Linked DNA regions of Homo sapiens: region 1 is linked to region 2. The links are chromatin loops, found by intact Hi-C in ENCODE. Cell type or tissue: Calu3. All regions are shown on one strand. Each heading gives the region's core, and the rest is flanking DNA. Links, peaks and the distances in the headings are about the cores only. Region 1 overlaps WDR7 (WD repeat domain 7). Region 2 overlaps WDR7 (WD repeat domain 7).

Evidence for each region. Hi-C counts contacts between places; a loop is a spot of excess contacts. Peaks named below come from ENCODE experiments on the same cell type or tissue, not always from the same donor. Only the 100,000 strongest peaks of a DNase experiment are listed, where the experiment ranks them.
Region 1: a loop joins it to region 2, with 2.7 times the contacts of the local background. A loop is called at or near these places in 9 of 110 quality-filtered maps.

What each region holds. Positions count from the first base shown.
Region 1 is chr18:56,981,102-56,989,452 of GRCh38, forward strand. All of the region lies in intron 26 of WDR7 (WD repeat domain 7), which reads left to right. Among named protein-coding and RNA genes, the nearest start is that of WDR7-OT1, 55 kb to the right of the region's middle. RefSeq lists an enhancer at 5,571-6,420. In Calu3, for the core only: no CTCF peak of the experiment used is centred there; a DNase peak (open chromatin) is centred at 3,810.
Region 2 is chr18:56,864,778-56,873,128 of GRCh38, forward strand. The region is part of intron 20 of WDR7 (WD repeat domain 7); the gene reads left to right. Among named protein-coding and RNA genes, the nearest start is that of WDR7-OT1, 170 kb to the right of the region's middle. In Calu3, for the core only: a CTCF peak has its summit at 4,586 (motif pointing right); a DNase peak (open chromatin) is centred at 4,604.

The sequences.
Region 1 (8,351 bases), core at 288-8,287, 120 kb after region 2:
GAAGACAGTGAAAATTGGGAGAAATGAACCAATTTAAGATAAAGCCTAAAGGTAAAATTGACTGAACTTGTGATGACTTTGGTATGGTAATTAAGAGAGAATGAAGTTTTGAGGATAATTCACAGTTTTTGGCATGAGGAGCTGAATAGATGGGAAACATTGGAAGAGGAGCAATTTGTGGAATAAAGAGTAGAAGAAAATTAATAGTTCAGTTTTTGATGTTAGCTCTGAGATACCTAACAAGTATTCAGCTATATACATGTGGAGATGCCAAGTATTTAGCTATATGCATGGCTCTGGAGCACAGACATGTCTGTGCTCGACATAAAAATTTAGATATCATTGGCTTGTTGATGTATTTAGAGCTATGGCAACAGATAAATGTAGAGTGAGAAGAAAATAGGGCTGGGACAAAGCCCTGAAAAACTTCAGTGTTTAGAGATAAGATGGAGAGATGCATCTGGCAACAATGGGAGAGTGGATGGTTTGAAGGCATGAGAAAAGTCAGAATGTGGTGGTGCCATAGATACTCAAAGAGGAGTGTCTCATGGAAGAAATGCTGCCAAAAGGTCAAGTAAGATAAAAATTATGAGAAGTCCATCAGATTTGGCAACAGAAGGTCACTGGTGACTTTACAAAAGCAAGCTCTGTGCAGTAGTGAGGTAAAGGCCTGGCAGCAGTGGACTAAGTAGGAAGGCAGGCCAGTTGAGACCTGCTTAGCTTGAAAAGTAAGAGAAGAGATAGAAGAGAGTTTTGCTTTTTAAGATGTCTGTTGTTACATGTGCTGTAGGATATTTCACTACTACAGGAGAACAACTGACCCATGGTTTACCAAGGTAAAACCCTCAGTGATAGGGAAGGGTTTAACAAGAGATGTGAAAGATATGATTTTGGATATGCCATGAAAAAAATACTCCGCACATTGTATACTGATCAGTGTTAACACTATTATTCTGAACCGTTTTAATATCAATTTAATGTTAACCCCCAAAATCCAAGGGGCATTAAGGTCTGTGCTGATGAAAGTAATGAAGGGACCATTGAGACAAACCTGAAATCCTAGGTTTGTGCCAAAAGCCCGTATCTGACTTTAAATAGGGCCACTTGTCCAGGGGTTTCAAGGACACACATTACTTTAAAATTTGGTGGATTTCAAAGGCACCCAGCTTCTGAATATTCTTAAAAGAAATTATGCTTACAGGATTAATGAGCATATCTGTTTTGCCAAGGAGGGAGCATTATTCGTTTCACAACAAAGGCTTCCTTTTCATATTAGCAAAGGTATCAGAATTGACTCCCACAATTGTTAGAGGCTTTTTCTTCATTTTTGGTGAGGGGTGTAGATTCAGTTTTGGAATTTTCATCAAGGAAAATTTTCGTCAAGGAAATACAAGAAGGCTCATGAGCTTGAGCTATTTTCACATGGTTTAGGCATCTCACTGAAAGAAGAGCTTCTTTTCTAATTTTTCACCTTTTTCCATGAAGCAGATAGAGAGCTGTTTACTACAGCCTTTGTCTGGGTTTGGCATTGATTTTAAATCACCTGGATTGATCATGTGGTTATGGGACTTAAAAAAATCCCACCAAATACCAAAGCCTCTAAACACAATTAGAATTGAGGGGTTTTTAATCTGCTAGCATTATGTCCATAGGAGTACATTCTAAATTATTCTTAACTTCTGCTCATGTTAGGTGAAAATAAAGCACCATGATAATGTGTAGTGTCTGAGGTTCAGCAGATGCTCTCTAAACATGTAGAAATGTTCCTAGTTTTCAAAATGAGGAAGCATCTAAAATCTATGTCTGTCTTGGAGTATTTCACTGCCTTGGCAGTTTCCTCAGCCAATAAGAGAAAAATAGGCAAATCAACCAGCTGTCATGTCACACACTCCTCAGCTGCAGGACAACAGCAGGATTTAGGCAAGCTGATCTCAACCAGATTTGACAAAGAGGTGGAAGGTCTAAAATTAAATAGGTCAACACAAATTATCTAATAATAGGTAGGTGTGAAGGGACAACAAGGGGTCCCAGAGGAGAATTGCTTTTTAAAGACTGTGTATACTCTTGCTTTTCATTTCGGACTTGTCATTGTTAGCAGCATCTGAGTCTGAACCGTCTTATTTGATAATGAAAAGGTTCCTATTTTTTACTAAATACCTTTAGATTGTTAGTAAAAGTGGCGTTTTCATGAAGTAAATATTTACAAAGCTTCAAACTACTTTAAGAAGCCACCTTTCCTATTTTCAAGGCAGTAATTTTTCTGTGGCTTGCTATAGTACTCAGTTTTGTTGTCATGGTGACTAGATAATATAACTTTTCAAAAATGGAAACCTGCTTCTAACTATATTGCACCAGCCTACCAGTCATAAATGTAGAGTCCAGAGTGGACAATTTATACTCAGTTTCTCTCCTAGTTAAAGTCTAGGTTTACTTTATAGACATCATATTTCAATAAACACACACACACACAGAGAGAGAGAGAGAGAGAGAGAGAGAAATAAACTCCCTGTCAGTTTCCTAACAGTAAAACATAACCATCAACAAAGAAATTATTTTTTGATTCATATTCTTACTAGTCAAAAAATGTGTCCCCAGAATAAGTATAATTTTGGAGCATTCTTATGGTAGCATCTTACTAAACAATATAGAACTGTTATCCTCAATAGCTGTAAATAATTGTCAGTGAAAAAGGGAAACAAGATAGTCTCTTATCACTAGAATAAACAGATAATATTCCTTTAAAATACAATTAAAATGCTATAAGGGATCAGTGATTTGTTTCCTAAATTCACTTACATGCCATTTTACACAATTGCAGTTTTTTCTTTTTTCATTTCTTTTAAATATTGTAACAATAGAAACATATTACACTTCTTCCTATGACATATTTGAGGAATGTTTACAGTTATCACAGTCTTGAGCTAGGACACGTCCTAATGCTTAAAGATACTATTTTATCCGTTTGAAAAAAAGAAGAAATTTTAATTGTGAAAAATAAGAAATAAACCTTAAAAATTTTCACTGTCCTATTTTCTTCCAGCACCTTTTCTTCATGTTTCATGAAAGATGGCTTTACATAGTAACTTAGAAATAACACCCAATGATTAACAGAATGATGGATGTGATGAATCACCTTTCTCTTGAGAAATAATAAATCAACATATTCCTACCCATAAATTTTTACTGAAATGTATGAAATATTAGCATCATATATTTAGCAAAGTGTCAGTTACAAAAACTGTTGGCAAAATGTCCTCAGAACCAATAGAATACATTTAAATGTTATGTTCCTTTTTTGGAAACAAAGTTATTCAAATATAATTCACACTTTCTAAAATGTAGCATAGTTTTAGTTCTTATTTACCCTTCTAATGATAAACATGAGCATGATCTGTTTGAGCACTAGCAATACTAGACACCAAAGTTAACAAAGTAAAATCTCCCAAACTGGAATGTTTTACTCACAAAAAAACTTGGTTAAACTTTGATTTTAATATTATAAACTAGAATACTTCATAAGACCATGTTTGCCCTTTTTTATATTTAAGTCATTATGTCTTAATCCCTATTTATGCAGCACTTTTTAAATGAAACCTTCCCCTGGGTTCATTTTTGGGCAGACTTTATATTGAATTGTGTTTGGATTTTTTGGAAGCCTCTTTGAAGGATGAATTTGTGATTGTTAGTTGCACAACCAGTTTCCTTTATTTTCATTTTGGGGGCGGTTTTCCTACAGCAGCCATAGCGTACTGTGGGAAGTGGAGCAGGGCAGTGCCCTTCCCTGGCTGTATTGATTTGCCCTTCAGCTGTGTGCAGTGCCGAGAGAACCTCGGGCCTTGTTGTTGATTATCTACACAATGTCTCTGGGAGCATTATTGACCCATTGCTGCCGACTGCCTGTGGCTCTTGATTTTTCACACCATCTCCATGACACTCATAATAAAACATACTATCTTATTGCTACTCAGCTCTGGGAGCCAACTGATTCAGCCTTAGAACACCACAGTGTTTCTGGAGAACATTTATTGTATGTGGGGTAAAGTGTTGCAGCAATTTTAGGATTCTGTCCTGTGTACTTTTAATAGCTACTTCTATAGCAAGATTCCACACACTGCTAAATTTTTATTGTCTTAAAAAAGCCAGTGCTAGCTTTGCATATATTGTCAACATGAAATTTAGCATGATTAATATAAATATTATACTTTTAAAATAATAGGCTAAGGAAAAGAATATTTTGCATTAACATTAGGCTTGACATGTTGCTATAACATGTATTTTCAAAACCAAATTTTAAAATATATCACAAGGATTATGCTATGATTTGTTACTGTGGTATATATTTGTTATAGTGAATGGGGAGGAGGTGGGGGAAGTTGAAGTTTCTGATTGTATTTGATTAGTATGTTTCTAATTTGCCATTCTCAAAATGTCTTCCAAGATACATTTTAACTTCTCTATATCAAGTACACAAAATCAAGTAAAATCTTTCCTCTTAGTTACCTTGAAATATTTTTTTAATTGAAGCTTTAATCAGTGGAAAATGGGTCTCCTTGAGCATGTATTTTTGTTTTATATTGTTTTATATTGGAGGTTTTATATATTTTATTAATTTTTAATTATTTCTGATATATTTCCTAATCCACAATTAGCATTAACAGGTATTGTACACTAAGTATTGATGGAAATTATAGCATGTCAAAAGGAGCTCAGAGATCCTAAGAAACAGGCTTTTTCTGTTGGTAGAGTGAATAAAATGTACATGTTTCTTAAAGAGAGTTTAAATATTTTCATGTATATTAACTGCTGTTACTATAGGAAAGGCAATATAGCTCAAAAAGGGGCAATTACTCTAAATTTGTGTTGGACATTTTTATAGGAAAGATAGGTCACAAATTAGGTTAATATAATTGGTTGCTTTTTACTGAAGTTGTTTAGAGTGTTTTCATTAGAACAAAATTTTCTTTAACAAACCTACTTTAAATAAATTCAGACTTTGGAAATTATAATAGAGCTAATTTCAGCTTCTTTGTGTGTGTGTGTGTGTGTGTGTGTGTGTGTGTGTGTGTGTGTGTGTGTGTATACATATTCAACTTCATGATTTCCCTGAACTAGGGTCTGTTTCCAAAACATCTACTGTAATACTGATAGCGATATGTTCAATGATTAGTAGCTCACCACTTTAAGATGTTTAAAATTTTGACCATTTATATCAGTGAATTTTGCAATTTAAGAAAAGGATCTTGCTTTTAAACTGTGGTATTATCAAACTACCAACACTTTGACATTTTGAAATGATAATTCCTTTGTTCTGGTTTATGGATTTAGTTTTCATGTTTTATCATACTTTGATAGGTTTTATGTTTGAAGGATACATAGTTTTCTAAATGTATGCTTTTAAAAATGTCAAACCACTATAAAATAAGGATTTTTAAATTAAAGCTTTCAGAAGTGTGGCTTCAGAGGGTGGGGTGGTATATAGTATAGCCTTAGTGGGCTGCCTCTGGATGACAGATCTGTACAGAACCCCAGACAACAAAGTTGTCCCTAATTTTAATCTAGCTGCTTCTCAGCTGATTTACTTTCAGTTTATGTCCACTTGATGTAAACAGAACCCAATGACGGGGGAAAATAAAAAAAAAATAAAAATAAAAGGCATTCCACTTCTCATCCCTCCAAATTAGTGTTGTTCTATTGAATTAAAAAATTGAATCTCCTCATCATTTTTCATGCCAAATTCATGACATTTTAGGACACAGGATGAGAGTAGATGCCATTAAACCCTGTAAGTCTCAAGCAGAGGCCTTTTTTAAAATCAAGGTCCATAGGCTTAGGCAACAGTTCAGTAACCTTTGGGAAAACCACAGGGTGTGTTTTACCTATTGTTATGCAAACATTGTTCTTCCAGAGCTGACCTTTACTCACAGGGATTTAACAGCCATAGTAAGTCAGGGTTTGAATTCCCTGTGTCTGAGTTGCGGATCAAGTTTACAATAACCATGTTCACAATTGTTTTGAGCGCTTCCACCTGATGGTTTTTGATAGCATGAGGTTTGTGTTCCACTTAAGCCTAAGTATTTCAGTGTGTCTTTGGACATTCAGAACCACTTGAAAGTGTACACAAGGATTCCTCTAACTGAGACATAATCATCAGGTATTGCAAAGGTTAAGCCTTATCATCTGTACCAAAAAAAAAAAAAAAAAAAAAAAAAAGGTGAGGTTTCATCAAAAACTTCCATCCTCACAACCTTTCGACCACAATTTGATGATGATTATTGATTATCTCACAGCCTTTCACTCACGCTCTGCCACCGCGGCCAGCCCTGATATACAGATAGGGCTGCAGTCCAGCTAAAATAAGACTCCATCTTGATAATGGACTGAGATGAGGATACTGTTATTTGATAAAGATAATTGATGTTTCACAGTGAATTGGAAAGCAGCTTCAAGTGCACCATATCTGAAGCTATATTTTGTCCACAAATATGGCAGTTGTTTATAAAAATAGAACAAAAGAACTAAAGTTACGTATTTGGGCATAACCTTTTAAAGCATTTTGGTGCTATGATTTTTTTTCTTTTGTGCTTGATTATTTTAAGGTGTAATAGAGAAAAAAATAGTAAAGAGTATATCACGTTATTTTTTGTCTCTGGTTTCAGGTTACTTTGTTAAAATCGTACATGGTGTAGGTGTTATTGATCAGTTCCCTTGCAGACTTAATACTTAAATCCTATGCTTGGATTATGATGAATCACTGTCATGCATAAGCTGGATATCTTAGGTCAAAGTTAAATTTCATGTTATCATTAATTTCTTGAACATTTTACATACTGTGTGAAAACACAATTTAAATTATTAATCATAAATATCATGTCTCCTGGAAAATGTAATTCAAATAATCTGGGAATGCAGACTGGGTTTCTCCTCATTTATTATTAACAAATTTCTCTAAAAATAACATGTAACTCATTGTGTCTGTTCATCACGCCTCCTTCAGCCACCAGATTTAAGTTGATTAAGGTATCATTCATCTTAGGTACTGTTCATCCGATTTCTTTTAGTCTTATCACCTTCGTAACCCCTAATTAAGCAATAAGGCTTGACAGGGAGTATGGTTATCATGAGATAATGACACCCCAAGTGTGTTGTGAGGCATAAGGTTCAGCTGAGTGCTTCTAAACCTCTAGGGGTGTGATTATCTCATGATAAACATACCACATTGCTGCTCATTGATATCATTGCTGCCTGTGTGCAGCACTCCAGTTGAGGCAAAATTGACATTTCCTTGCCCACCTTCTCAGCCAATCCAAATTGGTGCTTCTATAAAATTGTTAGTTCAGGTCTCAGATTTATAAGCCAAAGTTTAAACCCATAAGCTTTTATTTTATTGTTTAAGTGGTATCAGTTGAACATGCAAGTACATCTTTGAAAAAAATATAAATTTATTTTTTAAAGGTAAGTTTCCTCAGAAGAAAGACCTCATGGAAGGCAAGTGTGTGTGTGTGTGTGTGTGTGTGTGTGTGTGTGTGTGTGTGTGTATAGAGTCGTCGCAATTTTGCAGCAGTTAATAGACCCTACTCCAATAAAAAAAATTGGGCATTCTTATAAATTCAGAAGAAGCATGGTTGTGCTTTAATTCAAAAAAAGTTATTAAATAGTTGGAAGTTCTATAGGGAATATTAATTGGATGTTTGGTTTAGGAAATTCTTTTTAACTTATTTGCAATTATCACAGTTAATAATAGACCAAGGGAGAGGGGGATGGAGAAAAATGTTAGTTTTGTAGCCTTGTTTTTGTTCCGGTTTCTTGTAAATTGATTATATTTCAGGGAAGAATAATTTATGTTTTTTTATATTGGCTCTGATTTGGTATTTAACAGAAAAAAATTGAATTATCTACAGTAATTTTGGTTTGACTCTTAAAGGAGAAAAAGATGCCACCTTTTAGATATAACTCTCAGGAGTATATGTGTGTATGGTTTTTTGAAAAAAAAAAAAAATGGTGAGAATACCATGGCTAATTTTATAATGTTTTCAGCATGAATTTAACTGTGTCTTCTAAAGCAACATTATTCATTAGGACTTTCTGTGATGATAAAAATATTCTGTGTCTGTACTCTCCAGTGTGATAGCCATTAGCCATATGTGGCTAATAAGACTGAGGAGTTGAGTTCTTTGTTTTACTTAGATGTCATATTCTAAAGAAAATCCTTGAAAGTTAATTTTTCTCAAGCTCCTCACAAAATTTCCAATAAATGAATTATCTTATGGCTTTAAAAAATGATATTTTTTCCAAGTAATTAGTTTCTTTGATGGTCTTTTTTATCTTTTGATGTTCAAATAAGAACTGGAAGA
Region 2 (8,351 bases), core at 185-8,184:
TTTAAAATACATTCAGGATCAAAGCCAAGATTGCCTCCTGATGAATTCTCTATCATTATTAACTTAATTTCATTTGACATATATGTGGTACTGAATAATATATGATACTCAATGAGAAGAAAGACACTGGGTTTTATTTTGATAGATTAACCAGGAAAGAGTTGATTGTAGCTCTGTGAGGTTATGCCATGTTATCCAAACAAGACCGATCATTACATTGATATCCTTTTTACTAATCATTTGTATCCAATGCACTCTAATCCAGCGGTAAATATGTATTAATATTTTGCAGTCTTTTTTGAAAAAGTGATACATGTTTAAAAAGAGTGGTTGAAACATCTCTAAGTGCTAATAAGTACTTACTTGGTAGTCTATACTAATGTTGTAGTGGATGCTGAACAAGTTTAGGTGTTAAGCTTTTTAGGAAGAGTGAATGATGGCTAATGATTATTTAATGACATCTCTGGACTGAAAGGCATTTAGCACTCAAAGTATACTGCAAAGCCTATTTCTCAAAGCTTCAGACAGGTTTATTTGGTCTCACCTTGAATACAACAGTGCTGTATTGATTTCATTGGTGTGGATTTAAACACACTATCGGCTTAGAATAGCACTAGTATGCAGTAGAAAATGATTGTCTTAACCCTTATGTTGATTCTTAGCTATTGTTTGATATTACACAGTAAACTTCAGAAATGATTATGAATTTATTTGCAGTATTCTGAGGTGCAGTATGTGACTTTTGAAAATATTTGTACATGCATGTTTATAGTAGACAACTTACAGGAAGGTTTATGTAGAGAAATTAATGTTTAATTCATATTTTGAATTAGTGTTATTGACCATATATTGTATTTGGAGAAATTTTTCTTCTGTGGAAATGGTTGATGTTTCTGTGGAAGGCATGCTGATTTTATTCTGTTAAATCATTTAAGTATTTGATTTCTGTATGGTAATGCATTGATGCTCAGTACTTTGTTTTTGGTATGTTTCAGTATTTCATATTTATCTTTCATATAAAAACAATTTAATGTAGTTCATATGCTTGATAGAATATCTCTTCTGGCATTTTCTACATTTTTTAGATAGCTTTGTACTAAATATATATAACATTAGATACCATGGTCCAAAACTTTTTTTAAGACTTTTTTCTAATTATAAATTTTGCTTGCTTATTATTTTTTAAGGAACATTTAAAACTATACAAGATTTGAAGATACATAATAGAGATTCATGTTGGCATAGGCATCAAATATTAACTAATTTCTATGCAGTAAACACTGAGATTGTAGGTCAGTGAAGATTCTGGTGATCCATCCAGAATGATGTTGCCAGGAATGCCCACTCTGTTTGTGCCCTTCACCTTGTGGCTTGAACACTTCACATACTTAACTTTCCTTATCTATAAAATATCTGTTGTTCTGATTAAAAGAGCAGCTCTGTAATCTCCTTTTTTCTCTAAAATTTTAAAATTCAGCCAGTCATCTTACCTTGGACCTAAGAGATGCTTTACACACTCAGCTTCCAATATGTTTTTTGTTTTTTTAAATCTTAATAGTTTTTCTGTTTTTTTTTAATGAATCTGGAAAGTGATTGTAGTAGGCATATAATTATGTCATTATAACAAATACAGTATTAGGAGGTATATGAATCACCTTAAGTAAAAGGTGGACTTCAGTTTTTTTGTTGATGTTTTTAAAATGGAGGAACTTTTTATCTTTAACATATTTCGAAAGATTTTTTTTCTATGAGTAAATACTATTTCTTATTGAGTATTTTTTAGAAATCAAAAACATTGGATTAAGTATTAGATAAATTATTTTTTCTTTTGCTAATAGGAGAAATTATGTTTCAGAGAAATGATAAGCACATATTAAATTCTTGCTTTGGATTGCTTTTGTCTGTGTTCAGCTCTTATATGGCAAAATATTCGTGACACTGACACTGGTGATTTTATGGCAGTGGTGGTAGGAGTTTTCAGTAAAGTTTATCTCCTCTTGACTTTATGTTCCTTTTTTTGTCCTGCCAGAGAGTCTCAGAGCCTATTGTATATTTTGAAATAACTGGAAGAGAAGAATCTGAGCATTTCTAGCATAAAGAAAAGACAAATATTTAAGGTGATGAATATCCCAGTTACACTCATTTGATCTTTACAAATTACATGAATGTATTAAATTACCACATATACCCTGAAAATATGTACATCTATTATGCAACAACTTTATTTACTTACTTATTTATTTATTTATTTATTTATTTATTTTTGAGGCAGGGTCTCACTCTGTTGCCCAGGCTGGAGTGCAGTGGCACAATAACAGCTCACTGCAACCTCCGCCCCCTGGGCTCAAGCGATTCTCCCATCTCAGCCTCCTGAGCAGCTGAGACTGCAGGCACTCACCACCACACCTGGCTAATTTTTTTTATTTCTTTTGTATTTTTAGTAGAAATGTGGTTTCACCATGTTGCCTAGGCTGGTCTCGAACTCCTGAGCTCAAGCCATCTGCCTGCCTTGGCCTCCTAAAGTGCTGGGATTACAGGCATGAGTCAGCACGCCCAGCATAAAATTTTTTTAAAAATCTCAGAGCAGTTTAAGTACAATAATAGCCATCTTGAGGATGTATGTTTACCAAACATCAATACATATATATTTTCCAGGTTTTTACATATGCTGTTATCTCTGTCTTAATAAAAGACTAGAGATTAGAAAGCCGTCTCTTCACAATTCCAGAGTAACCTAATGATTCAAATCATTGGGAGGGAGATAGATAGGGAGGATTTTGAGGAAACGATTATGTTGTATCATAGCAGAAACAGATTTGTTTTAAAATTAGTTTTGGAAAAATGGCATGACATCTTATAAACCTGAGTATCTGACTACATACATATCTAGGCAAACATTAAACTTTTCCCCTACTGTTTATTTCAGGAGTAGTAGCATTTCCAAATCCATAGTTGTAATACATGAATGAGTTAGATATTCAGTATCTCTAGGCATATGTGCTAAGTTAAACATTGGAATAATTGTGCAAAAAATTCAAGGACTGAAAGCTGTTTCAGTCTGATATTTGCAACAGAGGCAACTCAGAGCCAAATTCGAAATGAAATTAACTAGATAATAGGAAATCCTATAAAGTAGTTACAGGAAAGAGAATATTAGTACATTTTTATATCTCTATATGCTCATTTGAAAAGGTATATAGTAAAAGAAATTATGTATATAGAAAAAGGTCTATGAAAAAAATTTGCCAAATAACAACTAGGTACCACAAAGGTGTGGGCATTAATTTCCAAGATACTATGTTGCCCCTAACTATGCTCCTTTATTTCTACTTAACATCTCACTTACAGTAAAGAAAGCAGAAGAAAAAATAACGTAAAATAAGGTGATCATTTTTCAAAGCTAGAGATCCTTTAGAGGTTCTAATTTACTCCAAACGAACCTTTAAAAAATGGTCACTTTTAGTCACATGTCATTGTTTTATTATTGCGATATAATTTAAAAAAATGAATACTACAGATACTCCTTATAAATGAACAGATGTACTTGTTAATGGCTCAGAAGTAGAGCAAGGCCTTTTTCATCTCAGTTTTATATCACTGAGTTGGTAATGACCCAGGTGAAAATATGTTTTAAGTGAATCCAGTAAATGATTTGTCATTTTATAAATAAAAATGACCTTAGGTTTATTTATTTCTTACTATGCTGAAATGCACAGATATAAAATCTTCATAGGAGGTATTCTACCAGTCCACCAAATGTTGTCTCATGTTTTCTATTTGATCTTTTACAGAAACGTACCATGTCTACCCCGCTATTTTTATAAGTAAATCTCATTGCCAGAGTTTCTTTTTCTAAGTAGTAACTGTATGAGAAAATATCTGAGAATGATATGCTGTGTTTTCAGATTTGTATAATTTTACAAGTCACTACCCACTGTGTTTCTGAAATATTCCTTTTCTCATGGAAATGCGAATAATGGTCTCAGTGTTACAATTTGTAGTTTCTTAAATTTGCCATGTGTATCAGATTCACCTTTGAAAGGTCAATTGAAGCAAAAAAGTTAGACGTTTTTGGAGATAGTTTTTACCTATAAGACTTCTGATTACTTAGCTGCCTTAGATACTTGGGATTACTAAAATCTCAATTTCCTTTCAAACTGAGAATGTTTGCCCTAATAGTAAAGGCAAAGAAAAAAATTAACTTGTTATTCAGGTAGAGAATAAAGGGAAATATAAGATGATGCAGATGGTAGGAAAATAGGTATAGGACAGGATCTTTGTGAAAAATAAGAAATTGTTTCATGAATTACTTGAAAAACATGTGAATTGCCCTCAAAGCTTAAGATTTATAATTATCAAAATAATTGACACACCTTCAGAGGAGTGATTATTTCTTTGAAAAAGAAAATCATTTTAGAGTGGTCATATATTTTGCATTTATCTGATTTAATGGAAAATAGCTTTGTCTATTTTGTCAACTGCACACACATGTAATACATGTGTATACAAGAGGCATTATTTCAGAATGGCTTAATCAGCAGCTGCAGAAAGAAATATGCATTTGCAGAACCTATTGTGTTCCAGCAGGGGGCTATCGTGCATACATACAAATTAATAGCATGTTTGTTTACTTCAGTTTTCAAGTGAGTGGGGAAGTAACACAGCAGCAACACCAGCAGCAAAAGCCTCTTAGATTTGGGGAGCAAATTCCATATGTTCTGTCAGTAGATGTGAGGAAAACATTGGCAGATGTGTCACAAAGTAACTCAAATATGTGTTTAATACAGTGGGGGAAAATCTATGCCGCTAACACAAGATTAGCTATACACACAGTAGCTTTGATAATAATGTGAAAATTTGAAAGTAAATGTGGAAGTGCCCTATGACAGCCATTTTTAATCAGTTCATTTTCTTGATAGGAGGCAAAGAAGAAGACACAGAAAACTTAAAAACTTTATTTTATTTACTTTAGGTGCACAGGTTGAAATTTACATGTTGGCCATACAACCATGTACAATTTTATTTTTTTGTATCACTAAAATTTATTTGACATATTTTGTAGAAATTGCAGAGCTCTAAGTTATGCCAACAAATGAAAATAATATATAATATTCATATAAACACATTTGGTTTAGGAAAAGAACTTAATTACATACATTTACAATGGCATGGATCCACAACATACATCCTCCACATGAGCCTATGAAACCTGGATTCACCACCAGGACAGCGAGATCTTGGGTCCTTTCTCCCAAGCTGGATTATCACCAATCTATGTCTTTGTGTGTTCCCATTTAACAAATTTAGCTTTGAAGTATTTGACTTCAAAGACTTGGGGTACATTGGATGACTTATGTAGCATTTTAAGTTCTTTTAAAGCCAAAGTGTTTTAAAAATGAATATTAACAGATTTTTGTTTGTTTTTAAGATTTTTTTCCTATTGTTAGCAAGCTATTTTGAAAGACTATTGTTATATATCTGATAAAATTTGACATTTTTATGGTATTGTACTTTATCCCTACTTTAAGCAACCCTAAGAATAACAAGTAGGTATGGAAAATGTTTGAGCCATACATATATGGAAACAACTTATTTACACTGTGAAAACTCCACTGAGGGCCAACATTTTTCTCATTATAATTCTAAAACATGTTTTAAAAAAATCTCAAAAGTGTAGTTCTAGCTTGCTTAGGTATCATGTCTTGGTACCTTCACTAAGAATGCTATATACTTATGTGTAGATGTATAATTATGTACATGCAATGTATTTATGTATGTAAATATAGAATTAACATATTTGATTACCAGCATACAATGATAATTAAAAAGATAGATCTTAAAAATTGTTAATATTCCATTAGGCAGCCAGGTGTATCAATTAATTAATTAATTTAGAGATGGGGTCTTGCTCTGTTGCCCAGGTTGACCTTGAACTCCTGGGCTGAAGCAATCTTCCTGCCTCAGCTTCCAAAGTACTGGAATTAGAGGTGTGAGCCACCATGCCCAGCCTCAATTTGGATAGTAGTCAGGAGAAAGGTAAAGTTATTTTGATTAAAGTACATCTAAAGACAATTTGAATGTAACTCACTTTTGAAGATCTAGTTTGAAATATATTTTGATTGGACACATTTCACTATCATGTATTGTTTTAAACTCAATACAGTATACAGTTTTATATATGCTTTTTATAGTCAGTGTGTGCTGATAATGCCATATCACATTTAAAATATCCTTGGGACTGAGAAAATAGAAATAAAATGAAAATTTTAGAAGAATATTTTACTGGTCTGAAAATAGAAATCTTTTGCAGCTTTATTGACTAACATTTGTAGGGCTCTGAATGATGTGCTCAGACTATTTATTTTGACTATATGCAGACATTGTACATAGTAAATCGTGTCTTAAGTCTGAAAGTTCGCTTGTTCTCCAGAATGTCAGTATTAACAAAGTTCACTTTGCTAAGTTTGCTCTTGCTCTTTAATAATTAATCAAAATCTAATATTAGCAAATACACTTTATTACAAATAAAACAAGGCTCTAAAAAACCATAATAGAAAGTATTTTCTAGCTTAATCCAAATTATTTTAGTCTCTACATGTTGCCATTTAGTTTTCTGCTGTGAGATCTTACAGCTCACTGTTTTTCTAGTCATTTATGTAAAGTCTTACAAAGTCACGGTTATTTTTAAAACTATGTCTTATTAAATGCAAATTGTATTTTTCACTTTGGAGGCAGCAAATAGTAAAACCAAATTATCTTTGTACACGTATGATTCTCAAACATATTATTAAATATTTAAAAGTAAAGAAACACTTTTATTGTTTATTTTTATTTATCATGAACCAATAGACATTTCTGACCTTTCAAAAGGTTTTTAGGGTATATTGCAATTTATACTAAATTTAGACAATATTTGTATCATTGTGAATTTCGTTTGGACTCCATCTTGTGCCAGAAATTTCTGGCATAAAATTGTTATGTTAACACAAATCTTAATATAATGTGTTGGGTTAAAAAAATCCTAATGACATGTTTATTTTATAGTTTATGTTTTCAATATGGTTATTATCTTGACGGGAGTTCTGACTGAATTCAACCGCATTATTTTAATTTTTACTAGAAATTTACTTATATATGTCAGCTGTAACAAGTATTATGACACTCATTTCTAAATAAAGAATTGAATGTTTAAGAACAGTTTTTTCAGGTCAAAGCACAGTTCTGAAAGTATTCTCGGAGTAGTAAATTGGTGGTATCTACTTATCTAAGGTTTTAATACCTAATGCAATAATAAAGCCCCATCAATATATGGCTCAATAGCACATATAAAGTATCTGCTAGTAGTCCATCTCTCATAAAACCGCCTTTAGCCTTAATTCAAATCCATTGATTCCTATTCCAGTTAAAACTGAAGAACTTAATATGTCTTTTAATCCTTTTATTGTAAGCCAGGATAAAATTAATTTTACCCTAGCACTGCACAAAGCCAATTAACATGATCTTTAGAGTTATTTAGTAAAGTGCTTCAAACTGTTAAATTTATCTTGACCTCTTGGTTGCACTCTCTGACTGCTTTTTAAATGAAGTAATCAATACCTCATAGCCCTTTAAATAGCTTAAACTTCTCAAATATTTTACCTGTATTCTAGTTAAGCTGTAAGTAAAGTGTTTACTCCAGTTTGTGTAAATCTAGAGTCAATTATGCTAAATCTGAAGACAATTACGTACATTTGAAGAACACTCTGTCAAGTAAATTGTTGTTTTAATCAAAATTAAAGCCTCATATTTTGTTATAAGTAACCCAATAATGAGACCACGTATCATTTTCACACAGAACATGTATTCTGTTTGCAACTTAAAATGTAGAACATTAATGTCCTTTACCATCGCATATAGCTTCTCTTTTCCACACAGGGCTAGTTGAAGGTATTAATTTTCTTACTGTGATAGGGTGATCAACCGTCCTGTCAAGAAAATGGATCTCCATGTCACCCCTTAGCATGATTAAATGGAGGCATGTCTCTGGAAAAAAAATACCAAATTTTCATGAGACAAATGAAACTGTAGAAAGGTTTACTTTTACAGAATTATTTTATTTTTAATATCTCAAAATCTTCCATTTGGTTGTCATTTTATTTGTAGGAAAACATTGCAACTAGTTACATATTTCTTCTGTTAACAGAAAGTACAGGCAAGCCAATAATTTAAAGATATTTCCAAATTTGAAAAATTATAGGAATGAGAAATTGCTGTGTTATTTTTAGAACAGTAGCAGGATGGGCATCTCTCCCTTATAGAAACACTAATCAGTCAGTGTCTCCTTTAGGGACTCCTTTCCTTGTTCTTTTTTA